Regions from separate parts of the Homo sapiens genome. Here region 1 is linked to region 2. The links are chromatin loops, found by intact Hi-C in ENCODE. Cell type or tissue: heart right ventricle. All regions are shown on one strand. Each heading gives the region's core, and the rest is flanking DNA. Links, peaks and the distances in the headings are about the cores only.

Region 1 (15,586 bases), core at 3,026-11,025, 800 kb before region 2:
TCTACAAGGAAATTTAAAAATTAGCCAGACATGGTATTATGTGCCTGTAGTCCCAGTTACTTGGGAGAATGAGGTGGGAGGACTGCTTGAGTCCAAGAGTTGGAGGCTGCAGTGAGCTATGATCACACCACTGCGCTTCCAGCCTGAAATCTGAGTGACAGAGCAAGACCCTGTCTCAAAAAAAAAAAAAAAAAAAAAAAAAAAAAGAAGAAGAAGAAGAAAAAGAAAATAGAGATTTGAAACTGCACAACTATAAAGTGCTGGAGCCAGGGTCTGAACCCAGTGTGGTCTGAAGCCAGCGCATTGCCTGCTGTCTGCCATCCTGCCTTCCCAGGTCTGTTGTGTCCTGATGGATACTGCCTTAGGGAAATGCTCTCAGCAGCCATGGGGTCTGCAAGGTTTTATGTGAAGAGTTGATGCCACAGTTAATCTCTTTCATTCTGATAGCTTTATGTTTAAATGTGAACCAGAGTAAAAGTAGATAATTGTATCATATTTATATAACTAGACTTCACCCTTAGAAAACCCAGTAGCTAAAACCTAAGTTTGTTCACTTTGTTTGTTTACTATTTATTATATTGGGTACCTGTAACAGGTAGAAAATTCTGAGAAAATCTTAAAATACAGGATACTTGCCCTCATCCATTCCTTTTGCTAGACTGAGATGTACATAATCAAATGAAAATTTAAAATAGGAAGCCCACATATGAGCACAAACTTATACAGTACAGTACAAATCGCGGCAGATTTCTGATTTTAATTAGTTTCAGAAAAATGGAAAGTTAATTGGAAATCACGGCAGAACTTCTGATTTTTAATTAGTTTCAGAAAAATGAACCCACCCCATTCTCCGTGCTTTAGAACTTCCTCTGCCTTGATAGTGATTCTTTGAAGAACAGAGGATTAGGATAGAAAATCATGGTACCTTTCAGGATTCTGAAAGAGCCACAGACTTGCACTAGTTGTGAAAATGGAGATGGCAGCCACTTACTGAGCTGTGCGTCTGGTTCTGGGCTGTCGGCTTGATATGCATGGTCTAATTTCATTTCATTCTTGCAATAACCTGATGTCCTAGGTGCTATTTGCTCCATCTTATAGAGAAGAAAACTAAGGCTTAATGAGGTGAAACAGAGAATGACTGCTACGTTCATTCATTCCCCAAGTTCTTCCTGAGCACCCTGTCTTACCAGGCACTGAATGTGCAGTGGTTGATGGAACAAACCCTCCCAGAACGGAGAGTGCAATCTGGCTACGGCCACCTCCAAAGCCTATGCTCTTAACCAGCATGAAGGGAGAAACGCCATTCAGGTTAAAAAAAAAATGCTGAATAGAATCTGTCAACGCAGCCCCACAGACTGGATTAAAAATGGTCAGACTGGGCCGGGCACGGTGGCTCACACCTGTAATCCCAGCACTTTGGGAGGCCGAGGTGGGTGGATCACGAGGTCAGGAGATCGAGACCATCCTGGCTAACATGGTGAAACCCCGTCTCTACTAAAAATACGAAAAATTAGCCTGGTGTGGTGGCAGATGCCTGTAGTCCCAGCTACTTGGGAGGCTGAGGCAAGAGAATGGTGTGAACCCAGGAGGCGGAGCTTGCAGTGAGCCAAGATTGCGCCACTGCACTCCAGCCTGGGCAACAGAGTGAGACCTCAAAAAAAAAAAAAAAAAAAAGGTCAGACTGGCGAGAATGGCATTAGCTTGCTCATGGTCTCCACCAGCACTGTGGCACGACGATCAAACGCTGCTGTCATACTATCAGTGGGTCCAAACAACTCTGCCTGGTAAAATAAGGGGCCACATTATTGCCAAGGAGAGGTGAATGGAAGGCTGGGGTGTTTGCTGCCAATTGTTGATCGCGTTATATCCAAATCAGCATCAATATGGGGCTTGGGATGGGAGTTCACTGTAATATATCTAAAATCTTGAGCAGCACTCAGAAAAATACAGTTCAACCATTCCACTTCTAATAATGTGTTGTTATTGTAATTGTATTACCCAAATCTTATTTCTTTTAAGTTTTTCTAAAACTCTAGCCCTGAGTCTCTCAACCTCGGCACTATTGGCATTTGGAGCCTGATAATTCGTGGTTGTGGAGGGCTGTCGCGTGCACTGTAGAACATTTAGCACATCCCTGGACTCTACCCACCAGGTGCCACTGGCACATTCCCTGCCCCCAATTGTGACAACCAAAAATGGCTCCAGACATTGCCAAATATCCCCTGGGGAGCAGAATTGCCCCCTGGGGCTTGGGGTTAAGAACTACTGCTCTATAGAACTTGAGAAACAAAAAAATAAAAATAAAGGATAAAACAAAAAGAACTACTGCTCTAGGTCTATTGTATTATAGGCCTATTGTATTATATTTCATATTATCAGGCCAGTTGGCCAGCCAGCATTTACTGGGTATGTGCTAGAAGGCACCGGGGTCACAATGCGATTGGAGTTATGTTGGGAGGTCTCTCCATCAGGCAGAGGGTGAGTGTGACTGGGCCTTGAAGGGTTGGGGTGGGGAGGAAGAGTGAGCAGGCATGCACACAGCCTGTTTGGGGCCCAGGAGCATTATGTGTGGAGCAGGAATAGAAGAGAAGCCACGGCAGGTGGGTTGGGATTGGAGAGTCTTGAATGGCTGCACACAGCTGGGTCAGAGACTCTCAGGGGATAGGGGTTTCTTGTCAGGGTGTGGGGGCTGTAGATGAGTAGGGATCCCATGGGATTCTTCCTCATCCTGGGTCTGAGGTCTCTCCCTCAGCCCCTGGGGTGTGAGATCCTCACCTCTGTCCTCTGCCCATCGTGCAGATGCTGCTTCTCCTGCGTCCTCTGCATCTTGATGCTTTCTTATTCCTGCTCCTGGTTTCTGTTGGGTGGCTTCTCTCTGAAGCTCTCTGTTTACACTCTAGAGGGAGACTTTGAGTCTGTTTGGCGTAACAAGTTACCATTATCCTCCTTGGGCAGTTTTTGCACTGGCTACATCCTAGGTCATGGTTAGCCTAGCGCTGGGTGGCTGTGAGGCCAAGTGCTCAGCCATGGTCCAGTTCTCAGCTCTGTCTTGCTTGTGGATCTGCCTTGGGCTACTTTCCATATGACAGAGTGTGACAATGACTGGCACCATGGTTGACGTATCTGGAATGACAACCTAAGGGGTTGAGATTCTAATTCTGCAGACATTGAGCAGGGTCTCTAGGGTTCTGAGGGAGTGAAAGCTAACACCTCCCTTCTCCAGGGGCTCCATGTTGGAGAGGGATAGTCCTGAGGTTAAGCCTGGCCTGGATTCAAACCCCAGCGTGTTCACTGTTCACTTACTTCAGGCAGATTTAACCACTCAAAGCCTCAGTTTAGAGGTTGATGATGATGATAATAGTATCTACATCTCCAGCAAGCAGGGACTTTGCCTTTTTGCTGCTGGATCACAAGCTCCTAGCACAGTGCCTGGCACATAGTAGGTGCCGAGTACCTGTTTATTAAATAGGAATAGAGGCATTTATTGAGGATTAACAACACTCCAAGTGCTGTTCTAAGCATTTTACATGCACCAACTCATTACTTCTCACACTGGTGGGAGGGGGTAGAAACTGTTATTAACCTCTTTTTCCAGATGAAGAAACTGAGATCTGGAAAAGTTAAGTCACATAATGGAGGCACCTACAAAAATATTCAGGCAGCCTGGCTCCAGGACCTAAGCTCTTTGCTACCATGTTGTGTTTTTTTGGAATCCAAGATTCATTGATATAATCAGAAAAAGAGTAAGCCCTTAACAGATGGTAGCCACTTAAAAAAAAAAGAAGACACTTCCCATTAAACAGTAGATCCTGAAAACATGAGAAGGAAAGAACAGTACCTCAATACTAGGTATTATACAAATGCTTATCAGCTGGACAATCTGTCTGACCCTCTGTCTCTCTAGAACATAGGTATAGTTAAAAATAATTCTAGTGATGGCCAGGCGCAGTGGCTCATGCCTGTAATCCTAGCACTTTTGGAGGCCAAGATGGATGGATTGCCTGAGCTCGGGAGTTCAAGACCAGCCTGGGCAACATGGTGAACCCCGTCTCTGCTAAAATACAAAAAATTAGCCAGGCATGGTGGCACATGCCTGTAGTCCCAGCTACTCAGGAGGCTGAGGCACGAGAATCGCTTGAACCTGGGAGGCAGAGGTCACAGTGAGTCAAGATTGCACCACTGCACTGCAGCCTGGGCAACAGAGCGAGACCCTGTCTCAAAAAAAAATTTATAATAATAATAATAATCCTCAGTGATGATGCAGAGTTTACTGTGTTCTAAGCCCTTTATCTATATTAATTCTTCTAAAGATCGAATGAGGCAGGCATTTGTTATTCTCTGCATTTATAGGAGAAACAAAAAGAGGCACAGAGAAGTTAATTGCTCAGTCACACAGCTAGGAAATGGTGATGCTGGGATTTGAACTCAGGTGGTCTGGCTCATAACCAGTAGGTTATGCTGCCTGGGGAGACTCCCCTATGTGGACTGATTATGATGATACAGTCTACCAGTCACATGCAGCAATAGTAAGACTTTTCAGAGTCTCTGTTCCCCCAAGCAAAGGTGAAGGTATTTTAAATCTCAAATGTGTGATTCAGAGTCATGGCATGAAAATACCTCTGTGTGCTGCATAAATTGTGTGCAATCTCTGCTTCATTTTGCATGCATGCTTGAAGAACATTATTTTTCTTTCTATTACTTTGTGGCTTTTTAGTGTCTGGACATTCACCTATATTATCTCAAATATACTGTGAATTCCTTAAGAGCCATTTTCTCATCCAGAACTGCTTCATACCATGATCCTGACCACAATGGCCTCCAAACCTATATGAACCTATTTAAACACAATGCAAAACTTCTTTGATTCACTTGTGTCATTTGCAGTTAATGGAAATACCCTGAGTGTGTGTCATGCCCAGGGCAACGTGGAGGATAGCAAAGGTGGATAAGGCAGGCTTCTTGTTTCTGAGAGTTTGCAATCTACAGGGCCAGTTTGCTATGAAAACAGCCGCATATAATGAAGGCAGAATAAAGAAGTGCTCAGTTAAGATATAAGATGTGTGTTGTGGAAATGCTGTGAATGGAAGAATTAATTTTGCTTGGAGAGAATGGAATATTTTATCTGGACTGAAAGGAGCAAGGATCATTATGTTGGGAAGGAGGGAAAGGTGCTTGCCGCTAGGTGAGGTGACAAAAGTCAGTTGGGACTACATTGTTAGAGGATCCAAGTGGCAATTGAAGGAGTTTGAACATTATTCTGTAGGCAGTGGGGAGCCATTGAAGGATTTTGAGCAGCAGAGTGACATAATCAGCTTGTATTTTAGGAAGACAACTGGGTCAATGTGAAGGCCAGACAGGGGAAGGAAAGACTGGCTGCTAGGAGGTCATCTCCTAGAAGGTCATTTCAGTAGCCCAGGTGAAGGATGAAGGGGCCCTAGCTAAGTGGAAGTAGAAATGAGTAGGGGGAGATGGATATTTGTGACTGTGGAAGTGAGTTGACACAACCCAGTTACTGATCAGCTATCAGAGGTAATTGAAATAGAGGAACTGAAGTTAACGAGTTTGGTTTCCATCAAGATGAGTTTGTAGTGACAGAGGAGCCACAGAGTGGGCCAGATCCTATCCTCCTTTCCCCTAACCCACAGCACTGTGCAGTAACAGCCTGATGCCACATGACCTGCACAGGAGGTGATCGTCCTGTCTTTTGAATTATATCTGATAGAGAAAGATCCCAGGCCTTTTCTTCTGGAAGTCAAGTTACTCAGAGGCCCGATATAGGCCAAGGTCATTTCTACTAGCACCAAACCCACAGCTAGGAAGCAACTGGAAATGGAGGCCATCTGAGCAGATCAGGGTGAAGAAGATGTTTGAGGAAACAAATTCAGAAATGGAGAGGCGTGACTCAGGAATGTGAGAGATCTGGCCCAAGGGAAGTGGGAAGGCTCTGAAGTTCAAGCTCACTGAGGAGACTTGTCATTCCCCAAAGACCTGTCTCTGGCAGGGGACTCCTAACTGAGTACCACCAGGGTTTTTCTGGATGTCTCAGGTGAGTTTTCCTCCTTTACCTGAGCCTGGCTCACAGGTTAGTATCTGTGCACAGAGTCTCCTCTTCTCCATTATTGCCATTCATTTCCCAAAGCTGTCTGACGCAAACTAGGACAGGTGCCTTATTTGGTGCTGGGAATACAAAGGATGAATTCATACCCAGGCTCTCGACTCAAAGACCTCATAATCCCATGAGGGAGGCAATTAAGGAAATTGGAATCAAAACTTTAAAAAGGAATTAAACGTTACAGAATTCAAAGGAGGGAGTGATTCATTCAGCCTGCAGTAGGTGGAAGGGATGATGTTGATTTGGATTTTGAAGAATGGGGAGCAAACCAAACAAGAATGTGGCAAACACACTTTAGGCCAGGGCAACAACACAAACCCACTGAAAGTGTCCATGGAGATGGTTCTCAAAGGGATTGAGTGCAAGAGGAAGTCAGGGAAGGAACTGTCAAGATGCTGATGAGGAGGGAAAAGTAGATTTGGGCTGGATTGTGGTTCTGAGGAGTTGGGTAGTGGAAGAGACATGATCACACTGTGCTTTAGGGCTGCAGCATGGAGGAGGGATGATAAGGGGAGAGATGGGAGGCTGTTGTAGTAACACAGACCAGAGATGTTGAGGGCTGGCATTCTAGCGCCAGGTACACAGAAGAGGCGGCAAAGCAGCTATTGCAGACACGGAGTTTGCAGAGCTTGGTGACTGCAGATGTCGGGGGTGAGAAAGGAGAAACACCAAGGAGGTGATGGGCCTCTGTGTCCCCAGCCTACCTCATCCCTCTTCAGGATGCTGATGTCTCAGAGTGGTCACTGGGAAGACGGATGACGGTCCTGCCCGATGTCCATTGTGGGGCCGGATAGCTGCCCCCAAACACACAGCCTTAACAAAAGCAGCCTCGTTACACTGCCAGAGAAAAGGAGATTTCATTTTCTTTTCACAAATGAAACTTGCAGTTTCAAGAAGGCTAGATTTTAGCCTGTGGTTAACTGAAGAGTCAGAGATAGCTTTTGTAACAAGAAGAGGGAAGCCGTTTAGGACTGGCCCCTTCTGGCCCCTCACAAGGCCACAGGGGGAGGCTTTTAAGAGGATGGTTTTTTGGGGAAAAAAAAATGAAGTGGAGGGTGGGGTGGGGGAGATGTCAAAAATCAGGAACAAAAAAGCTCAGGCACCTCTCCAAGCCTGGCTGAGCAGTTGCCAGGAGGCCAGGTGCTGCTGCTGGAAGCCACACTTCCCACTTGGCATGGCCGCCTGTCGTGGCAGCCATTTCCTGCGCCTGGGCTGGGAGGGCTGTCTCCCTGCTGGTGTGAGCTCGCCAAGATAGTTTCAGAGAGGGAGATAGAGAGGGAGGGAAAGAGAGAGAGAGAGAGAAACAGACAGACAGAGAGACACCAGAAGGCCCTCATGGAGTAGTTCTGTCTGGAGGCTCAAGGGACAGGCCTGCCTTCTTCATTGCTCCTGAGAATTCACTTCTCCTGCCTGGTTCTGCCTGGTTCTTCCTAGGGCAGGAATGCTTCATTGTGAGGCTCAGGAAATTCTTTATTGGTTGAGCCCTTTCTGGTTCCAGCCCAAGCCGAATTGCCCCTGGGAGTGTCCAGAGCCTCTTAAAGGATACCCTCTAAATCCAGTTCAGAGCTTGGAGCCATTGTCTTCCAGAATCAGAGCACAGGGCTGGCCAGCCTCCAGTTGCTGTTCCTTCCATGTTTTCAAGCCACTGTTGGTTCTATTTCGTCTCTGTGAAGAATCATGAGGAAAAAATATGAATCTCTTTCTAACCATCTATTTCCCAGCAGTAAGGATGCACCTTGAAATGGTTGAAATGGGCTTCCTTCCTCAGCAGTGGGTTGTGTTCCTGGTAAGCAGACTCCGGTTGAACCACACCTCTCTGGGGCTGCTTCTTCCAAGCATGGAGACTAATTCTCACTCTCATCTGGTAATTTTTAATCCAAGTCTGTGTAGTGGGATAGGAATGAATGATGCTGGACCAGACACTTATTCAGCTGGCATTTATTGAGTACCGCTGGATGCTGGGCACTGGAAAAGGTGGGAAGTACGCAATATATAAAGAGACTGTACACTAGTTTACAAAATAGTGTGACTTGGCCTCTAGGGCCAGATGACCTGGGTTTGAATTGTTGCATCATCTTTTACCAACTCCAAGGCAGAGGACAAGTTGTTAGCTTCTCTCAGCCTCAGTATCCTCATTCATTTGAGGATCCCTGTTCCTTCCTCACAGGAACAGGGATCTTATGAGGGTTATGAGATAGTCCCCACAAAGCACTAATGAGCACGGTGCCTGGTGCATAACATGGAGTCAATAGGTGGTAGCTCTTATTATGAATGAGGTTAGCAGTAGATCATTTGGGAATGCCAGAGATGAGCCCAAAGATTGGGCTTTGCCTGGAGGAGGGGACACCGACCTGAAGAGGGTAAGCAGGAAAGAGGCAACAGAGAGGTAGCAGAAAGCTTCAGTTTGGGGAAGGTGTGGTTAAAAAGCCATCTGGAAGCCTTGTCCAACATGAGTGTTACACTCACTGACTAGGTTTGAGGAGGGCATGATTAAACATTCTCCAAAAGGTCTTGGGAGGTAAGCTTTGCCTTTTGAGAACTGCAACATTTATAAAATAATGAAAGGACTAAACTGGCACAAAAGCAGTAAGCTTTGTGGTGGTATTCTGGCTTGTAATTTGCATTAGACATAATTACATTTCTTAAACATAAAAGGAAATATTTGTGATCTGCAGAGAGGGGGCTCAAACACACAAAGGCAGGTCTCTCTTGGTTCTCTGACCTATTAAGTGACAATTATGGTACCTGTGTTAAACATCTTCTAAGTGAAATAACTTGCCATTAGTAGTTCTGTGCTACTAATGCATTTCCTCCCTCAGTTGCATAAATGCCAGCATTTGTGATTTTAAATAATAGCACATAAAAGCCTAGAAGGAATCTTTGAAGTATTTGCTGACTTTCTTTGCCACCACAATTTAGAATTTCAAGTTCCTTTCCTCCTTTATTTTTCCCTTCAGAGTAACTGTTGACCCCACTGTAGCACCAAGGAATAGGAATGGCCATGTATAGCAGAAAATCTAGAATAACAGGGACTTAAGATTGCAATTATTTTTCATATAAAAGAAGTCCAGAGGGCAGACATAGCTGGTATGACAGGGACCCGGCTTCTGTCTTTTCACTCCACCTAGGCTTCCATCCTAAAGTCACCTGTGATTTAGGAAAGTTGCTGGGGCTTCAACCATCAGGGCGGGAGGAAGGAGCAAGTAGGGGAGGACAGGTGGACAACACTTCCAGCTGAGTCAGCTCCCCTGGAGAGCTTTTCTGGAAGCCCCACTTAACACTTACGTACCATTCATTGGGCAGCACTTGGCCTCTTGGCCACGCTATCTGCAAGGGAGGCTGGAAAATGTAGTCTTTTAGTTGAGTGCGTTGGCACCTGGGCTAACACTGGGGTTCTGTTAGCAAAGAAGGAAAGAATGGACACTGGATGGCAGTCACAGTCTCGCCCATGCTGTCTTCTTTGAGGCATTTCAATCTACACCACTAGCCTGTATTTTTACATGTACCTTGCTCAGGAAAATGTGGTGTTCTTTGCAGTGAAGTGACTTTTTTTGTCCCCATCTCTGGTCTGGCCCCATTAGGTATCTCAAAGACTTTCTACAGCCTGGAGAAAAATGCCAAGGTTTGCTTCAAAGGAATGTGAGGATGGATACCCAGCATTTCCTGTCTTGAATCTCAACTCTTAGAGATCTATTCTTGGCTTCATTATCTTAACTGCCTTCATTTCAGCCTGTTACTTATTCTAATTTAAGCAACTGCCTTGACTCTCCTGTTTGATGAACCCACTGGCTGAGTCCACTACCCCAACTCTGCTTTCTTAACTGCTGGGCTCCCCTGTCTCTAAAACAGAGAAATGCCGTGGGTGGTCCTTTAGGTAATGTCTCCAAAAGGCCCCCTTGCCTGTGCCCTGTTTTCAAGTTGGATTGCCTGGGAAAAACTGAACCCTAAGGGGGTACTCAGACATTCAAAATGATGGGGAAGGGTCAAGATTATCAGAGCAGCTGATGGCCACTGGGGTATGGGATGAGGAGAGGGCAATTATGTGGGGCAAATCATCTTAGCTGAGAAAGGAAACTCAAGTAAGATAGCAGTTCCATAGAATCCAGAGATCAGGCTGGGTGTGGTGGCTCACGCCTGTAATCCCAGCATTTTGGGAGGCCGAGGCAGGTGGATCACTTGAGGTCAGGAGTTTGAGATCAGCCTGGTCAACATGGTGAAACCCCATCTCTACTAAAAACAAACAAACAAAAAACACAAAACAAAACAAAACAAAACAAAAAATTAGCCGAGCATGGTGGTGGGCACCTGTAATCCCAGCTACTTGGGAGGCTGAGGCAGGAGAATTGCTTGAACCCAAGAGGCAGAGATTGCAGTGAGCTGAGATCGCGCCACTGTACTCCAGCCTGGGCAACAGAGTGAGACTGTGTCAAAAAAAAAAAAAAAAATCCAGAGATCATATTTGTAATAAAGAGCAGGGCATCCCACAGTTGCATAGTCAGGTTTTTAAAGAAATCATTGAAAATAACTCCTGTTGCCTTTTTCCTTTTACAAAAGCAGCACAACTCTTATTATTAGAAATTTTAGAATTGCAGATTAGCAGAAACATCGCAATTGAAAAGCACCGTGATTCCATTATATAACAGTAACTGCTATGAAGATCATGGTAGCTATCCTTCCAGACCTTTCTCTGTACATTCACATACATATATATACAGTCATGCATTGCTTGAGGATGGGGATACCTTCTGAGAAATGTGTTGATGGGTTATTTTATCATTGTGCAAACACCATAGAGTGGACTTACTCAAATCTAGATGGAATAGGCTACTACACACCTAAGAAACATGGTATAGCCTATGGCTCCTAGGCTACAAACCTGTACAGCATCTTACTGTGCTGAATGTAGGCAATTGCAACACAATGGTAAGCATTTGTGTATCTAAACATAGAAGAGGTACCATAAAAATATAGTATTATAATCCTATGGAATAACTATCATACATGCAGTCTGTCACTGAGTGAAATGTCATTTTTCATGCATAAATTTATTTTTAAATAAAATGGGATTACACTGTAGTTACTATTTTATTCTATGCTGCTTTGATTTAATAATGTGGAATGAACACTTTTTCTCTCTGTCCAAAACATTAATCTACTTTAGACTGCTGGTGTTCCATTGAATAGGTACCATAATTTCATTAAGGAATCAATCTATGGTTAAGCATGTTTCCAGCTTTTCACTAAACAATCCTTGGAAGATTATCTATACAGCTGAATCTCTGAACCTATCCACGCTTATTTATTTGGCATAAATTCCTAAATTGAGAGTCCTAAGAATGCATACATTTTTAAAGACTTTTGGCTAATATGCCAAATTTCCCCCAGACAGTTTCTCCCCAGCACTGTCGAGGACTGCCCTTTGGGTGGAGGGTTCATCTACCCAGGATGAAGAGCTGATATCTTTGGTAGCTTTGTAACTGCTCCAGCCCCAAACCACACGTTCCACCCAAAGGCAGTACAGTGTACACGTACTTATTCTGTAATGAAGGAGTGCAGTAAAGAGGAGGAGGGAGGGATCAGAGTACAAACCCCCAAGGCATGACAGGATAGGATTGGCCACGTCTGTCAGATTGTTTGGGGAAGTCATGTTCTCAATAAAATGAACCCAGCAGACAGATCGAAGACAGAATTCAGTGTGTGCTTATGAGAAGCTTTTGCTCACATTCCCCTCAGCCAGTAGCAGAGAGACTTTCTTATGAACATATTTGGCTTGAAGTGTTTGCATCTACTGAATCCTGTGGAAAAAGAGTGGACACCAGGCCGGGTGCAGTGGCTCAAGCTTGTAATCCCAGCACTTTTGGAGGCCCAGGCAGGTGGATCACCTGAGGTCAGGAGTTTGAGACCAGTCTGGCCAACATAGTGACATAGTGAAACCCTGTCTCTACTAAAGACACAAAAATTAGCTGGGTGTGGTGGCACATGCCTGTAGTCCCAGCTACTCAAGAGGCTGAGACAGGAGAATCACTTGAACCCGGGAGGCAGAGGTTGCAGTGAGCCAAGATCGCGCCATTGCACTCCAGCCTGGGTGACAGAGCGAGACTCCGTCTCAAAAACAAAAAAGTGGACACCAAATGGTTAATGGAGAACAAGAGTCAGGAGGAGGAGAGGCAGGCCAGAGTTGTGGGGGCAACAACTTGCTGATGACATAGTCCAGCCTGGTCCCAGCCTGTGAGGCCACCGTGAAATGTCCTGTGCCTTGCTAGTCTGCCCCAAAAGTGATCCTGACATGGCCTCAGTTCCCAGACCCTCGGCGCTTCTGTTTGGGAGTCCCAACCCTATTTCCTGGGCTGGAGCCAACTGGATCCCTGTCTCCATCACTTTGACATGAGCCTGGTAGAGTCACCTGAGTCACCTGGTTTGCTTGTTTGGCTAAAGGACCAGGCTTTAGCACCTTTTGACCTTGGGCCTTCTCTGGCTCCAAGTAACTGGAGGCTGTTAGAGTCAAAGCATCTCTGAGGGAAGAGACCATGTCACTTATGTTCTCTGGGTCCTCTCCATCAGTCTCTTTTTCTGTATCTAGTCCCATGGACCTGGTTTCCCTGTACCTCTTTGCCAGGCTTTTTTGGCGAATAAAAGCCATCAAGAGAAGAGATAAGGGATTGGAGAGTGGGTAGCCAGGTGGACAGACACAGAGAAGTGAAGGTTCTTCCTACAACAGTAGGCAGCTGAGGAGGCACATGAAGGCATGCAGAGAAGTGGAGCCCAGGCACCCTGGCACGCAGGCGCTGTGAGCCTGGTGGGTGTGCTGCTGGTGGAGGATCAGCCGATGAAGTAGTTCTGTGGCATCTGCCGAGTCCTATTAAGTGCCACGCACCAGCAGCCGCAGGAGATTTAAGAAAAGAAAAAGCCACTAAAACATCCCACCTGTTACCAAGGAGCTGGCAGAGGAGAAGCTGACCTCAACATTCACAGGAAACTGTGGCTGCTTAGGGAAGAGGTGTGTGCAGGGGCCTTTGGGAGCAGAGGGCAGAAGGAGCCTCACTCTGGCAGCACACAGCTTCCCAGAAGTCTAAGGCGCACTGAGTCTTGGGAAGGAGTTTGCCAGGTCGAAAGCAGAGGCTAGACAGCAAGGCGGACGGGTGGGCAAAGGACAGAGCATGGAGGGCTGAACATCGGTGGAGAATCTGGGGAAAAGGGGGAGTTCCACAGCCTGGAGGGTCTGGGTTACTATGTTAAGGAGGAGGAACATGACCTTGTAGGCAATTTAAAAGCTATTTCTCAGGAGCAACAAAAAGGTAGCTGAGATAGAAAAATTAGTCTTTGAGAAGAAGGGGAAAATTTTGGAGGAGGAAGGAGGATTCGAAGAAGTGGAAAAGCAGAGGAAAAGTAGGTCAGAGTGGGATGGGGGGGTGGCATGAGCAACAGAGGTGGGATTAAACAAGGCATGTGGAGGGCATGAGGAAAGACCTTCATGGTTGGCTGCAGGGTGTGTCAGGGGTGTTGGGAGATGAGGCTGAAAATAGATCATGTGGGGAGAGAGGAGGCATTGGAGGATCTTTGAGCAGATACAGGGAAATTAAAGTAAATGTTACAGGAGGATTCACTTCTTGGCCATGTATAGATGGTTTGGACAGAGGGAGAGACTGAAGGCAACCAGGCCAGTTATGAGGTTCTTGTACAAGTCCTGTGAATTCCATCTTGAGACCAAGTCCTCTTTGCTTCCTGATTGTCTGGGTCCTAAAATTACCATTACCATAGGGATTGAAGAAGGATTATCAAAAAATATATATCTAGACAGTATTATTTTACCTCCCTACAGAAATGGCTTTCTTGAGTTTCAACTTGAACCTCTGTGCTTGCCTGTTATGGAGTGCTGACAAAAGAAGCTCTAAAGAACATTTCTGTATATTTTGCTAAGCTGTCATTAAACACATTGACAGGGGTGGGTGTGTTGGCTCACGCCTGTAATCCCAGCACTTTGGGAGGCCAAGAAGGGTGGGTCACTCGAAGCCAGGAGTTCAAGACCAGCCTGTCCAACATAACGAAACCCAATCTCTACTAAAAATACAAAAATTAGCTGGGCATGGTGGCAGGCACCTGTAGTCCCAGCTACCCGGAAAGCTGAGGCATGAGAATTGCTTGAATCCAAGAGGCGGAGGCTGCAGTGAGCTGAGATCATGCCACTGCACTCCAGCCTGGGTGACAGAGCAAGACCCTGTCTTAGAATAAATAAATAAATAAATAAACAGACAAACACATTGACAGTCCTTTTACTCAGTGACCTTTCTGTAAGTAACTACACAATCAGTTGCTCTCAAATTTAGCATGAGGAAGGAAACACATCTATTCAGTCAAACTTATACATCCCTTTGAAGGCAACAGGTAATGAGAACCATATATCCTAGTGTACTTGGCACTTTTTCCTTGGCTGCCAGGAAGCTCAGAACTAAATTTGCTTTGCGAATGTGGTAACTGCCTTACTCAGTTGCTCTTTGTTCTTTCTCATTGACTCCCTATCTTTTTTTTTTTAAAAAAAATTCTTTTAAAAATTTATTATTTTTAGTATGTTTAAATAACATAATCTGCCTTAGATACTTCTGGGAAATAGACTGTATGTATAATATGATTACATATTAAATGAAATAATTTCCTCCTCCCTGGGCAGGCAGCCCTTACTGTGCTTTTCCAGGCAGCCAGAAATCCTCTCTTTGGTCCCGTTGGCCCTGGCTCATGTCGAGTTGGGATGCCCAGCCTGCCTCTCCATCAGTTCATCCCGCCAACCTCCTTAGTGAGATACACTCGCTCTGAGCCCATCCGCCTCTGTTCGCTGGCCTTTTTGGCTTGAGATGTTTTCTATCTTTTCTATATTTCAAAGCTTTGTGGTAAATAATCAATTCAAACCAGCACCGAGTCTCTCTTTCTGTAATTCTAAAAACCCATTAAATTATATTGTTGGGAGAAAACAATAGCTGTGCTAATCATGCCCTGTGCATGCGCATCTTAATTTCCCCAGAGGCCTGAATATGAATTTTTACTAACATGTTAATTTTGTGTGTTAATCAGTAGCTGTAGGCCGAATGAATGGATTGACTATGTAAAACTGTTTGATATTGAAACAACTCCTTTTGACCCCCTCAAATTGGCTTCATTCCCCTAAAGACGGTTAAAGTTAATTAAGCACTCAATAGGTTTATGGTGTTTAAATTAAAATATATTACTCCTCATTGTGTAGTCATCAAGTGAGAAAGACATCCTCCTCCTGGCTGCCTGGCTGGCTAATGGGCTTATCAAAATTCATGATGTAATAAGAAGGCCGACAAGTGCATGAGAGACTCTGGCTGTCACTCAAGGAAAAAACATGGACCACCTTTGCCCACTAGAGGGCACAAGAGAGCCATGAATGCCCATAGCTTGGCGGGTTGGTTTTGGGGATGCAAGTAGGAAAGGCCCTTTGTAGGCCAATTTCTGTCGCTT
Region 2 (15,586 bases), core at 2,608-10,607:
TGCTTCCAAATCTTGGCTATTGTGAATAGTGGGGTCATAAACATGGGAGTGCAGATAGCTCTTTGATATACTAATTTCCTTTTTCTGGAGTATATCTAGCAGTGGGATTTGCTGGATCATATGGTGGTTCTACTTTAAGTTTTTTGAGGAACCTCCAAACTGTTCTCCATACTGGTTGCACTAATTTAATTCCCATCAACTGTGTACAAGGTTTCCCTTTTCTCCACCTCCTCGCCAGCATTTGTTATTGTCTTTTTAATAGAAGCCATTTTAACTGGGGTGGGATGACATCACTTCATAGTTTTGATTTTTATTTCACTGATGATCAATGATGTTGATTGAACAACTTTTCATACACCTGTTTGCCATTTGTACATCTTCTTTGAAGAAATGTCTATTAAGTTTTTTGCCCATTTTAAAATCACATTTTTTCCCTATTGTTTAAGCTCCTTATACATTCTGGTTATTAACCCCTTGTCAGATGGGTAGTTTGCTCTAACTAGGACTTCCAGTACTATGCTTAATAACAGTAATGACAGTGGGGATCTTTGTCATGTTCCAGATCTTAGAGGAAAGCCTTTCAGTTTTTCCCTATTCAATATAATACTAGCTGTGGGTTTGTCCTATATGGCGTTTATGATGTTCAGGTATGTTCCTTCCATAACCAGTTTCTCAAGGGTTTTTGTCATGATATGATGTTGAACTTCATCAAACACTTTTTCAGTATCAATTGAAATGATTATATGGCTTTTATTCTTCATTCTGTTGATAAGATGGATCACATTGATTGATCTATGTATGCTGAACCATCCTTGCATCCGAGGGATAAATCCCACTTGGTCACGAAGAATGATCTTTTGAATCTGGTTTGCTAGTATTCTGTTGAGGACTTTTACGTCAATACTCATCAGAAATATTGGCCTATGTTTTCCTTTTTTGATGTGTCTTTGTCTGGTTTTGGTATCAGGGTAATAATGGCCTTGTAGAACGAATTTTGAAGTATTTTCTCTTCCTCTATTTTTCAGAATAGTGTAGTAGGATTGGTATTAGTTCTTTAAATGTTTGGTAGAATTCGGCAGTGAATCCATTGGGTGCTGGGCTTTTCTTTACTGGGAGATTACTTTTTTTTTTTTTTTTTTTTTAAGATGGAATCTCACTCTGGCAACCAGGCTGGAGTGCAGTGGTGCGATCTTGGCTCACTGCAACCTCCACCTCCCAGGTTCAAGCAATTCTCCTGCCTCAGCCTCCCATGTAGCTGGGACTACAGGCATGCGCCACCAGGCCCAGCTAATTTTTGTATTTTTAGTAGAGACAAGGTTTCACTATAATGGCTAGGAAGGTCTCGATCTCTTGACCTTGTGATCCGCTCCCCTTGCCCTCCCAAAGTGTTGGGATTACAGGCATGAGCCACCGCACCCGGCCTTTAATTTTTTTTTTTTTTTTTTTTTTTTTGAGATAGAGTCTTGCTCTGTCACCCAGGCTGGCGTGTAGTGGCACGATCTCAGTTCATTGCCACCTCCACCTCCCGGGTTCAAGCAATTCTCCTGCCTCAGCCCCCCTACTAGCTGAGATTACAGGTGCATGCCATCATGCCTGGCTGATTTTTGTATATTTAGTAGAGACAGGGTTCCGCCATGTTGGCCAGGTGGGTCTCCAACTCCTGACCTCAGGTGATCCACCCGCATTGGCCTGGTGGCTAGGATTACAGGCGTGAGCCACTGTGCCCAGCTTGATTTTATTACATCTTCGATCTCGTTACTTATTATTGGTCTGTTCAGGTTTTGGTTCTCCTTTTTTCATGTGGGCACCTATTGCTATAAACTTCCCTCTTAGTACTGCTTTTGCTTTATTCCATAGGTTTTGGTATGTTGTGTTTCCTTTTAACATTTGTTTCAAGAAATTTTTCAATTTCCTTCTTAATTTCTTCATTGACCCACTGATCATTCAGGAGTATGTTGTTTAATTTCCATGTATTTATATAGTTTCCAAAATTCCTTGTTATTGATTTCTAGTTTTACTCCATTGTGGCTGGAGAATATGCTTGATATTATTTAGACTTGTTTGAATTTTAAAAAATTGTTTTGTGACCTAACATATTGTCTGTCTTGGAGAATGATACATGTGCTGATGAGAAGAATATTTATTCTGCAGCTGTTAGATGAAATGTTCAGTAAATATCTATCAGGTAGGTCCATTTGGTCTATAGGTGCTGATTAAGTCTGATGTTTGTTAATTTTCTGTCTGGAAGATCTGTCCAATGATGAAAGTGGGATGTTGAAGTCTCCAGCTATTACTGTATTGGGTTCTACCTCTCTCTTTAGCTCTAATAATGTTTGCTTTATATATCTGGCTGCTCTAGATATCTATTTGGTGTATATGTATTTACAATTGTTATATCATCTTGCTGCATTAACTCCTTTATCACTATATGACCTTGTCTCTTTTTATAGTTTTTTTCTTGAAATCTATTTTGTTTGATATAAGTATAGCTCCTTTTACTCTTTTTTTGTTTGTTTGTTTCAATTTGCATGGAATGTATTTCTACATCCCTTTAAGTCTATGTGTTTCTCTATAGGTGAAGTGGGTTTCTTGTAGGCAACAGATGGTTGGGTCTTGTTTTTTCTAATTCATTCAGCCAGTATTTCGTTTTGGAGAGTTTAGTCCATTTACATTCAATGTTATTATTGATAAGTAAGGACTTACTCCTGCCATTTTGTTATCTGTTTTCTGGTTGTTTTGTGGTTTTCTCTTCTTTCCTTCCTTCCTGTCTTCCTTACAGTGAAGGTGATTTTCTCCGGTGGTATGTTTTAATTTTTGCTTTTTATTTTTTGTGTAGCCATTGTATGTTTTTTGATTTGAGGTTATCATGAGGTTTGCAAATACTATCTTACAACCTATTATTTTAAACTGATGACAACACTGATTGCATAAACTAACAAGCAAAGAGATAACTAATAAAAACTCTGAACTTTTACTTCATCCTCCTGCTTTTTAAATGTTTGTTTCTATTTTATATCTTATTATACTGCCTATTTCTTGAAGTGTTATTGTAGCAATTACTTTTTATAGGTTCATCATTTACTCTCTCTTCTCAGGATACAAGTAGTTTACCTACCACAACTACAGTGTTATGAGTTTTTCTGTGTACTTATCGTTAACGGTGAATTTTGTACCTTCAGACGGTTTCTTATTGCTCATTAATGTACTTTTCTTTCAGACAGAGGAAGTACCTTTAGTATTTCTTGTAGGACAGGTCTGGTTGATGAACTCCCTCAGCTTGTATTTGTCTGGAAAAGTCTTTATTTCTCCTTCATATTTGAAGGATATTTTTTGCTGGATATACTATTCTAGAATAAGATTTTTTTCCTTCAGCACTTTAAATATGTCATGCTACTCTTTCCTGGCCTGTAAGGTTTCCACTGGGAAGGCTGGTGCCAGACACATTAGAGCTCCTTTGCATGCTATTTGATTCTTTTCTCTTGCTGCTTTTAGGATCCTCTCTTTGTCCTTGACCTTTGGGAATCTGATTATTAAATATCTTGAGGTAGTCTTATTTCGGTTAAATCTGCTTGGTGTTCTATAACCTTCTTGTACTTGAATATTGATATCTTCCTCTAGGTTTGAGAAGTTCTCTGTTATTAACCATCTGAATAAACTTTCTACGCCTCTCTCTCTCTACCTCCACTTTAAGTTTAATAACTCTTAGATTTGCCCTACTGAGGCTATTTTCTAGGTCTTGTAGGCATGCTTCCTTCTTTTTTTATTTTTTTTTCTTTTGTCCCTTGTGACTGTATTTTCAAGGAGCCTGTCTTCAAGCTCACTAATTCTTTATTCTGCTTGATCAATTCTGCTGTTAAGATATGCTGATGAATTCTTCAGGATATGAATTCCATTTGTCAGCTCCAAAATATCTGCTTGATTCATTTTAATTATTTCCATCTTTCTGTTAAATTTATTTGATAGGATTTTGAAAGGCTTCTCTGCGTTATCTTAAATTTCACTCAAAACACCTATTTTGAATTCTCTATTTGTAAGGTCACATATCTCTATCTCTTTGGCATTGGCCACTGTTGCCTTATTTAGTTTGTTTGGTGAGGTCGTGTTTTCCTGGATGGTCTTGATGCTTGTGGATGTTCACTGGTGCCTGGGCATTGAAGAATTAGGAATTTATTGCAGTCTTTGTAGTCTGTGCTTGTTTATGCCTGTCCTTCTTGGGAAGGCATTCCAAGTATTCAGAGAGACTTGTGTGTTGTAATCTAAGTCTTTGGTCACTGCTCGTATATCTTCATTAGAGGGCATCCCAAGCCCAGTAATGCTGTGGCTCTTACAGACTTGTAGAGTTACTGCCTTGGTGATCTTGGGTAAGATCTGGGAGAATTCCCTGGATTACTAGCCAGGCTCTTGTACTCTTCCCTTATTTTCCCCCAAATACAGTCTCTCTCTCTCTGTGCTAAGCTGCCTGGAGCTGGGGAAGGGGTAACACAAGCACCTCTGTGGCCATCACCACTGGGACTGTGGTGGCTCAGACTTGAAGCCACCACCGCACTGGTTCTTGCCCAAAGGCCCACAGTGACCACTACCTGGCTACCTACCTATGTTCACTCAAGGTCGCAGTGCTCTATAATTAGCAGGTGTTGAATTCAGCCAGGCTTCTGTCCTTCCCTTCAGGACAGTAAGATCCCCCTGGCCCTGGGCAAACCCAGAGATGCTATCTGGGACCAGGGCCCGGAGTTGGAATCGTAGGAGTCTATCTGGTGCTCTATTGTACTGTAGCTGAGCTGGCACCCAAGCCACAAGACAATGTCTTTCCCACTTTTTCCTCTCTTTTCCTCATGCAGAAGGAGTCTCTCCCCTATGGTCACCACCATCCCAGGCCTGCAGCAAGTACTGCCTGGCTACCACTGATGTTCACTCAAAGCCTACAGACTCTTCAGTCAGCTTGGGGTGAATGCTGCCAGCCCGGGGTCTCTCCCTTCAGGGCAGTGGGCTCCTCCTGGCCCAGGGAAGGTCCAGTGATGTTGTTCAGGAGCCACAGTCTGGAGCTGGGGATGCCAGGAACCCACTTAGTGCTCTACCCCACTGTAGCGAAGCTGGTATCCAAGGTACAAAACAAAGTCCCTTTACTTGTCTCTCTCCTTTCCTCTGCAGGAGTCTCTCTCCATGGCCACCATAGCTGAAAATGTGGTGGGTCACATCTGAAGCCAGCACAGCCCTGCGTCTTACCCAAGGCCCACAGCAAGTACTGCCTGGGTACCAGTGATGTTCAAGGCCCAACATCTCTTTAGTCAGCTGGTGATGAATCCTGCTAGAACTGGATCCTTCCCTTCAAGGCAGAAGGTTCCCCTCTGGCTCATGGTGTGTCTAGAAATGTAGTCTAGGAGCTACAGCCTAGAATGGGGGGCCTCAGGACTCTGCCTGATACCCTATTCTACTGTGGCTGAGCTGGCATCCAAGTTGCCAGACATAGTTGCCTTTACTCTCTACTATCTTCATCTCAAGCAGAAGGAAGGAATCTCTCCCAGAGTTGTAAGCTGCATTGCCTAGGGTTGGGGGAGGGTTGATGCAAGTACTCCCTGGGCCACCCTAGCTGGTATCTCATCAGGTCACGTGGACCCCAAGTCAACTGGCTCTGAGCCCAGCATAACACGTGTCCAGGAATTACAACCCTTGTGGCCTAGACTGCCTTTCAAGTTTACTTATGACCCCAGAGAACTTTAGCTCATGGTGGCAGGGTTTGCTGGAATTGGAACTCAGATTCAGACCTCTGGGATAGAAAACTTGCCTCTGTCTAGGGCTGATCTAAATGCTCTTTGTGGGTGCTGGTTGAGTTCTGCCAAGTGTTGCTTTCCGCTGTGACACAGCAGCACTGTGGATGCAACATCCTACGAGCATGGTGCTCTCCCTTCCCCAAGCACACGGATTCTCTTTCCACGCCATGTGGCCACTGCAGGGGGATGGGGGAGAGATGGTGTAGGTGATTAAAGACTGTCTTTCCTATCCTACTCCATGCCTCCTTCCTTAATATAGTTATTCAATTTGATGTTCCTGCAGAGGGGATGACCACCGGAGGCTTCTATTCGGCCATCTTGCTCTGCTTCCTCTCTAGGATTGGGCCTTAATAATATTACATTATTACTATCACCTTTTCACAATCTTGTCAAAAGAGGGAGGAAAAAAAGAACACTCAAGAAACCTTATATTTTTAGTGATCTTTGTGTTAGTTTACTTAACTTAGAAAAGAAACAAGTCTTTTAATGATAATTTAATTTACAAGATTTTTCTTACTTAACTCCCAGGGGGATTGGAGTCAATCATATGGTGGGACAGTAAGTGATTAAATTTTTACATTTCTAAGATCTTCATACAGTTTAACACAAAACAAACCAACAGATATCATCTAATATATAATTTACTTCAAATGCTTTTGTGGCACATTACAGTAGTACATGCATAAGATGGCATTCATTGAAAAGTCAGGGACATCTAGATAGTCACCAAAGTTTGAAGGAGTTGTAAAATCAAAAAGGTCACTGTAAGGGTAGATTCTAAAATCTACTCATGTATCTGGGAAGATCATGGCTCAAACAAAACATGGTTGGAATAACCAGTTTTTTGGCCCTTTTTTATTATGTAATAATAAATTGCTCCAGTTGAATGCTTCACCACCTGAAGTTCCTTTTAATATTTACTTTCTAAAAACCCGATATGAAGAATCTAGAATAATTTGTGATAAATGTTTAAAACTTTTTAAAAATTACAAGATAGTGTGCAAAAGTCACTGTGATTGTGAAGTAATCATGTCTGAACTAAAAGATGCATTAAACTGGGTAACAGAGGCTTTTTAAAAACTCTTTTTTTCCCTTATAATTTTCATGACTATTATTCCTAAAAACAGTATTCTTTAGTAAACTGAAAATTATATGCTTATATTCTCTATTTTCTTTTTCAGATACTTTCCTTTAAGTATCTAATATGCTTATTCTTCCCGATTCTAACATTCTCTTCTGGAACACTATTTGAAGCTCTCAAAAACATATCTTCAGACTAGCTATTGAAAATCTCAAGAGAAAAATGTTCCACACTCTTGGCTGAATTATTAAAAATGAAATCTAACAGCTGGATAGCCTCTGAGGATAGGTGTAGACAAAACACTGGTTCAAAGATTGCTACAGGTCAAATCACTTCACATGCTGTGTGGCTCTATTCTGTCATCAGTTCACATGGGTCAAGGGCTATGTAACATCATCAATGAACCTGTAAGGAATAATAGAAAAGGGAGAACCGTACTGCAACTCATATAGAGAGGCCAAATGAACAGAGCCAACTTCCTTCTTAACCTTTTTATTCTCCTTCAGCAAAATCCAGCACAATTCAACCAAAGAATGTACTGAGAATCTATTATATTGAGTCCATGAAGTTGGTGCTACCAAGGATACAAAAATAACTAAGACAGGATCCCTGCCTCCAAGAACTTCACTTCTAGCTGAGAGGGAGCCACAGGCATAAGCAATTAGAGTAAAGATAGGATATGGACAGTGGAATAACAGAGTTATGATGTATCAATGGAACATCTAAGAAGTGGGGAGACTTTCTGAGTAACTACAATGATTAGTTCAAGAAGTTCTTTGAGTTGTGCCTTAATGGGAGGTAGACTTCCTCCACTGAATAGGAAGAAATGAGAAGAGGGCTTCTTATTTACAATGGGGGTAGCGCTAGTCTATTCTTTTCATTGAGAACTACAAAATGAAGATGAAATACATTATAAAACACTGTAAAAGCATCAAAGAGTTGACAAGATAGTAAGGCCAAAACTGAAGGAAAAACAATCAAAGACAAAGAACTGAAGGTGTTTTTGCCCTGAGAGTATTTTGCCTATTCTGGAAATTATTCTGGAAATGAACTTTTGTTCTGATAGCCCTATTTGGCTTAAGATAATTACATACATTATAGAGGGACTGACTGAAGAAGGACAGATTATTAGAACAGAAAACAAAAAAGCTGAAACGGAGTCCCACACCTAGCTGTGCAGAGGAGATACATTCTGTTACATTAGGACGAAAGGCTGCATCAGGTGTGGTTCCCACACTTATGGCATATGCTGGCCCTTGCCCTTTTTTCCTCACAATACAGCAATCCGGGGGGCATTTCTTTTCCATAAACTACAAGCAAAACTTTCTGTGCAACCTTGCTTTCCAATTCCTGTAACTGGTAATAGCACTAACTTCCCAACATGCAACTGAACACTTACAAAGTAAGAACAGTTTTCATAGGTGTCCAGATCCAAAGACAATGTGAAAATTACATGTAATCAAAACTACTCTTGAAAATCTTTAAATTGTCCATGAAGTACAGTATCTGAAGTTTCATGAATATAACCTATAATATTATAATATGAGAAATACATGTATTTGGTCTCTGCCCCTAGTTCCTGGCAAACAGCTCCTAAAACCCTTGGAGTCTCTAGAGTGAAGAGTATCTTTTGTATGCTAATGGAATGACTAGTGGCTGGGGGCCCCTAGGCAGCTTCAGGATGGTGGCTGGTCACCAGAAAGACTAAAGCATGATTGGAGGGTTGGGACTTTCAGCCCCAGCCCTCAACCTCCAGGAAGTGGAGAGGGGTTGATGGTTGAGCAGATCACCAGCAGCCACTGATTTAATCAAGTATGCCTACCTAATAAAGCCCTCATTAAAACGGATGGAGTACAGTGACCTCCAGGTGGGTTAACAAAGAACACACTGTGCCAGAAGGGCAGTGCACTCCAAATCCACAGCTTCTGCACTGGGGACCCCTACAGACCTCACCCTATGGATCTCTTCATTTATATTCTTCAAAATATCCTTTGTAATGAGTATGTAAATACAAGTAAATTTTCCGAGTTCTGTAAGCTGCTTCAGCAAATCAATTGAGAACAAAGAAGGAAACATGGGAACCCAGATTTACAGCCAGTCAGTCAGAGGCACATATCACAACCTGGGGCTTGCATCTGACACCTAACATGGAGGGGAGTCTTATGGTAATGAATCCTTAACCCTTATGGATCTGACACTGACTCCAGGTAAACAGTGTCAGAACTGAATTACAGGACACCCAATTGGTGTCCACTGGAGAACTGCTTGGCATGTGGGGAGAAAACCATGCACAATCCTACAGTCAGAAGTACTGTATTGAGTGGTGTGTGAGAGTAGGGAAAACACTTTGGCTTTTTCCCATCTCAAAACAACTGTATACAACAATATGTACATATAATTGCATTACATATACAATAATAAACAGATAAAACCACACATCCAAAATATAATTTTCCCATTTTTAAATGTTTTGATGGACAATAATAGTTAAATTAGTATAATGTCATTATTCTGTATTTTTATATGGCCCTGCATGATTCTTTAAATGCATCTTGTACATAATTTCTACTGATGATGATAAATTATGATAAGGCATCACATGCAAGACACTGGCTAAATGCTTTATATTCATTCTTTCATTTAGTCTTTATGAAACCCTTGAGGTAGGTATTATTGTGTTGATTTTTGCAGATAAGGAAACTGAGTCTAAGAGAGGTAAGTCATTCTTCCTAGGTCACACATATCATAAATGGTACAAGTGAGGCCCAAAGCCATGACTTTTAATTACTGTGCTATATATACAGCCTCCCTATAAAACCACATTTTAGAATTTATATACTGTACATAATATTTATTACATCAGATACCAGTACTTAAAATAAACTCTGCCATATCCACAGCACCTGGAAACAGTTCCTAGAAAAACAGTATATACTAACCCTAACAAATGCTGAGTGAATGGATGAATGAATTACTAAAGACACCCTCACATTGTTTCAATCCTCATAAACAGATTCGAATATATACATTTAACTAATTTGAAAAGTATAATTCTCAAAAAAATATTCTGGATTACCTTAGGGATTGTAAGAATTATATTTTGTATTTTTAAATGTTTTGAGAGCCAGGCGTAGTAGCTCACACCTGTAATCCCAGCACTTTGGGAGGCAGAGGCAGGCGGATCATCTGAGGTCAGGAGTTCGAGACCAGCCTGGCGAACATGGTGAAACCCCGTCTCTACTAAAAAATACAAAACTTAGCCAGGCATGGTGGCATGTGCCTGTAATCTCAGCTACTGGGGTTAGCTGAAGCAGGAGAATTGCTTGAACTGGGAAGGCGGAGGTTGCAATGAGCTGAGATAACATCCCTGTACTCCAGCTCGGGTGACAGAGCAAGACTCCATCTCAAAAAAAAAAAAAAAAATTTTTTTTTGAGATAACCAAAAAGTAATGAATAGCTAGTTTAAGTTGCTTCAGGGAAAAAGATATGTCTTTTCCAGACACTTATCCTACACACCACACCAATAACAATGCTCAATTTACAGTCAATTTCAAAATCTTAACAGAATGAGAAGAGACTTTACAGTCCATTACTGAGTTTAAGAATCTATTTGATCTTTAATTGTAGATAACATGGACACAACAACATTAATTGTATTTGTGACACAGAAAATAATTCAAGCACAGATATGTAATACAAATTATTATAATTATTAAGAAGAGTGAATTTGAAAATAAGGGAAAAATCAGTCAAAACACAAATAACCTTAACCAGTAAAAGGGGATTCGTGAGCTAAAAATTTATGATTTACTTGAAGTCAAATTTTAACGATGCTTCATGTCTCAAGAGGTATGATTTTATGTATACCTTACAAGTAATAGTTACTACTTTTAATCATATAAAACCCATATAACACCCGAATGCACTAATCAGACTTCTTATAAAACATACCCAAATGCACTAATCAGACTTCTTACAAAACATTTTGGTTGAAAGTATACTATGTAATGTGCTATAATAAGATTTACTCTTTGGGAGTGGGTGAAGGGATAAATTAATCTCTCTTTAAAAATCTTTACTAATATGGTTCATTAAAGGCCAAATAAAACATCAAGATGTTTTTAGAGCCTAAAATAATGGCTCAAGAAATCTATAGCAACAGAAAGCAGATCCATGGTTGCCCAGGGAAGAATGAGAAGCATAAAGGAACTTTCTGAGATGAAAATGTTCTATATCTTGATATGGTGTTGATTATACACATACATGTAGTCAAGACTCACTGAAATGTACTAAAATAGGTACACTTTATTGCATATAAATTATACCTCAATAAAGTTTATTTTTTAAATGCCTAAAAGAAATACATCCTAATAAGAAACATAATAAAGTTCGAGTTATTTTATAAAAATAAAAGAAAAAGTAAAACAACTATCACCCTAGTTTCTAGAACTCCAAAAATTTAACAAAAGTGGGATATTAATCCCTTCAGAAAGGACTGACAAAAATGTTTTCCTGTCTTTGTATTTTGGCGTAACTGAAAATAACATACGCCAAATCATAAGGAAATTCTAAATGTGAATATATTTTAAAACAAAACTTTCACTTTTCCCATGTTAATGTTTGCTTAATAATACTGGTTGAAAATGATTTTTGGTCTGTAAGTTCGTTGCATGTTACTCGATTTTGAATATTTATTATGTGTCTTTGTTCTACTTTTCTGTGCTCATCTTCCACATCCTCAATCTCTTTCTTTAGTTTTTGACATTCTATGATTCTTTTAGCTAGATTCTTTCAGTTTCTGAAACGCTATAATTCTTTTAAGCTAGACTATGTGATAAATATAATAATGCCCTAAATCATCTCTTCATAGATTTCCTATCAGCTAGGTAAGTCAGATGATAATTAGAAAGTTATTTTAAGATTTCTTTCAGCCGGGCACAGTGGCTCATGCCCATAATCCCAGCATTTTGGGAGGCTGAGGCGGGTGGATCACCTGAGGTCAGGAGGTCAAGACCAGCTTGGCTAACATGGTGAAACCCTGTCTCTACTAAAAATACAAAAAAAGAAAAAAAAATTAGCTGAGTGTGGTAGCGGGCGCCTGTAATCCCAGCTACTTGGGAGGCTGAGGGAGGAGAATCGCTTGAACCTGGGAAGTGGAGGTTGCAGTGAGACTAGATCGCACCACTGCACTCCAGCCTGGACGACAGGGTGAGACTCTGTCTCAAAAGAAAAAAAAAAAGATTTATTTCTTTCACTGTCTGTAAAAGGAAACTGTGGAGCATTTATACTCAGATTTTCTAACTTAAAAGCATTATCAACGATGACATTTTAAACAAGCCATAAAGGGGATATTTTTCATCTTAAAAACATGGCAAATGAGAGACAGATTACCACTGCAGTCTCAATTAATTGTTCTGTTTAAATTGCATCCATTATGAGTCAACAAACCAATCTTGGGTTGCCAAAAGTTACTTACAGTATGTTAAATTAAGAAAAAAATTCTCAGACTTGGTGGGTCAGCGAGAGCAGCGGTCCCCAACCTTTTTGGCACCAGGGACCAGTTTTGTGGAAAACAATTTTTCCATGGATGGGGGTGTAGGGAGTATGGTTTCAGAATGAAACTGTTCCACCTCAGTTCATCAGGCATTAATTAGATTCTCATAAGGAATGTGCGACCTACATCCCTCACATGCACAGTTCACAATAGGTTTGTGCTCCTATGAGAACCCAGTGCCACAGTGGATCTGACAGGATGCAGAGCTCAGGTGGTAACACTCGCACACTGGCTCCGCACCACCTGCTGCATGGCCTGGTTCCTAACTGGCCATGGACCAGTACTGGTTTGCAGCGCGGGGACTGGGGACCCCTGAGCTAGAGGACAAATGAAAATATAATAGAGAAAAAAACAAAAACAAAAGAACAAATACCAGAGCTGGCTTTAGAGAGTAACATAGTATAAGCATCTCATTTTTACAGATGAAGAAACTCAGATCCATGCAGTTTATGTATGTTAAGACACACCTTAGTTGTCCTAGCACAATTTTACTGGAAATGGCTAAGATAAAAGAAAATGAACTTCTTAAGATATTTTTACATTCCTCAAGAATTGGGGAAGTAAATGTCATTAACTAATAATCAGGCATGATAAGAACTCAGGTTTCCACAACACCACACTGCCACCTTTCACACTTTTCACCAAGTTTCTAGTGTAATTTCCTTCCCTCCCTCTAGAGCTCACGCTTAACTTTTCACTAGTCTGTACCTTTAACATAAATAATACCTTTTCTCTAAAGATATAATCTATTATTGCTGCATTTATGCGATAGGAATATTAAAAAAAAAACCACTGGAAAGGTAACTGACTGCCTGCTTTTTTTTAATACAGTTTTCAAAGTATATGTAAAGTGTGTCATAATTTCTTGCTGCTAGTCAGTATGTTACTTAATCTCTGAGCCTTGGTTTACCCATCTATATATTAGAAATAATAATGATATTGCACTTTGCAGAGTTGAATAATTCACATGAAGTGATTACAAGAGTATCTGATACGCAGTGCTACATGTTAGCTAAAGTTATTCATTTAAAATGCTATTCCTACCACTTTTATCACGAAAAAGAATTGTTTATGATAGAGTCTCCCTATGACATAACTATTTATTGTTACGTATCATGCATTCTATATATTAATAATACCTAGATGACAGCTAAATAGTTAACTATGGTAACAGAAATTATAATGTGAACTACAAGACAAGTTATATCTTCCAGATTTTTACTTACAACACTCCTAGATTTTTTTTCACAAAATTTCTCTTAATGCCTAAGTACCTTTCCTGTAATCAAGATCTCTTTTGCTTTGTAATGTACTCAAAAGACTTATTTAAAGAATTGTTCTTCACTCCCTTCTTTTCCAACGTGGTAATTTTCTTCTGACTATAGTACAGGTCCCCTTTCTACTTTCTTTTTCAAGACATTAAAGTGGATGACATAACTAGCTTAAAGCTAATCTATATATAACCATTTCTAATCAAATGAGACCCTCTGAATGCCCACGTAAGTATTAAGTGGTATTTTACACCCTTCCAACATTAACAACAAGACCATCCTGCACACTCCTGACTCAAATTACATGGATTTTCTTCAAGATTATAGAACATATTATAACAGAAGCATATAATTTTCCAACACAATAACTCTTTTCCAACTGAGAAGTATCCTGTAATATTATCAGGATCAGTGGGAAAAGACCCCCAGTTCTCAATTTGACAAAGCTTTTGAGATGAAGCTTTCTCTTAAGTAAATAGCAATTTTCACATGCATAACTGCAAAAAATACAGGAATAACATAACTAATCATTCTGGACCCTAGACCATTTCAAAGCAATGGATTACTATTCAAATTGTTTTTAATAGAAAACTAAAAAAAATTTTAAAAATCAATTCACAATTGATTTACTAATAAGTAAAGTCCCTATTAATAAAACAGTGCTGAAAAATGTTGGTTCAATTACTTTTATTTTTTATATAGTAAACTATTACACGGCAGGCCAATATGTATGTCTATAATATGTAATATGTATGGTATGTGAATGTCTTTAAAACTAATTCTGCACTTTACGTAAATATGTATCTTTAAAGTATTCTAAAATATCTCAATTAGTAAGAATTTTTTCAGAATCAGGACCCTGAGTAAGCATTACATTTACAAAAACTGAAATAAGGAAACAGTATTTACTAAATCAATATGTATTGTAAACTCAGCAGCCTACAATTTAGCAATATTTTATCTAAACACCTAATTGTGCAGGAGGTGTTAAATTCAAAGTCTTCTGAACTTAGAAAATTACATGTAATACGTGTGCCTTTTTACAAAATTAGATACAAAATGCTGTTAGTCAAATGTAATTTTATTCTCCAACTGTTTTGTGACATTGTTGAAAAACACAGACTAACAAAATGTGATAGTTCTAATTGGGAAACAAGAATACGAACTTTAAAAGCCTGTTTTTGTTTTTAAAAATCTGATAAACATTATAAATAATATGCTTTTCCCTTATAATTTTCTCCTTAAATCTATTAGAAAGTCTAAACTTATGCAAAAAGAGTAAGAAAACTAAATTTCACTTCATAAGCCATAAAAAATCTAGATCCTTTCAAAATTACAAGACAGTAGTAATTATGTCTGACCTTCCATAATACTTAATTAACTGTGCATAAATGAGGTGTTCTATGGAAATCCAGAAAAAAATAAAAATTATGCCTTTAAACAACAGTAAACCCTTTTAGATGGCAATTATGAGAAGTGTGATATAATGCGAGAGAATCTAGAGTCAGAGGATACATGATCAAGCCTAGATCATAACCCTTACTAATTCTGTGTTTCTGACAAACCACTTAACTGTAAGTAAGCCTTCATTTTCTCAAGTACAAACATAGGGGTAACAAAGCCTATCTTACAGAAGATAAAACCAGATGTGAAAGCATTTGTAAACTGCTAAGTACAATACACGTGCTACTAATTATACACTTACTACTCTATACTTCCTAGCCTTCTTAAACAAAATTAACTGAACATAACTCATGGCCATAATTATGATTATAAATTATTGCGCTGAACTGTAATATAAGGACCACTGATACATCAACCAAGAAAAAAGAAGGGCAAAATGCTATGAGATGGTGTATTAATCCATTTTCACACTGCAGATAAAGATATACCCGGGACTGAGCAATTTATA

What was found. A loop is a pair of places that touch in the nucleus more often than their neighbours do. Peaks named below come from ENCODE experiments on the same cell type or tissue, not always from the same donor. Only the 100,000 strongest peaks of a DNase experiment are listed, where the experiment ranks them.
Region 1: it touches region 2 in a loop (3-fold over the local background); 37 of 110 quality-filtered maps call a loop at or near these places.

What each region holds. Positions count from the first base shown.
Region 1 is chr11:32,176,298-32,191,883 of GRCh38, reverse strand. No RefSeq gene overlaps it. Among named protein-coding and RNA genes, the nearest start is that of SNORA88, 40 kb to the right of the region's middle. RefSeq lists enhancers at 14,696-15,586, 14,445-15,586. In heart right ventricle, for the core only: no CTCF peak of the experiment used is centred there; no DNase peak of the experiment used is centred there; H3K27ac peaks cover 764 bases; H3K27me3 peaks cover 336 bases.
Region 2 is chr11:31,376,262-31,391,847 of GRCh38, reverse strand. All of the region lies in intron 2 of DNAJC24 (DnaJ heat shock protein family (Hsp40) member C24), which reads right to left. Among named protein-coding and RNA genes, the nearest start is that of DNAJC24, 14 kb to the right of the region's middle. In heart right ventricle, for the core only: no CTCF peak of the experiment used is centred there; no DNase peak of the experiment used is centred there.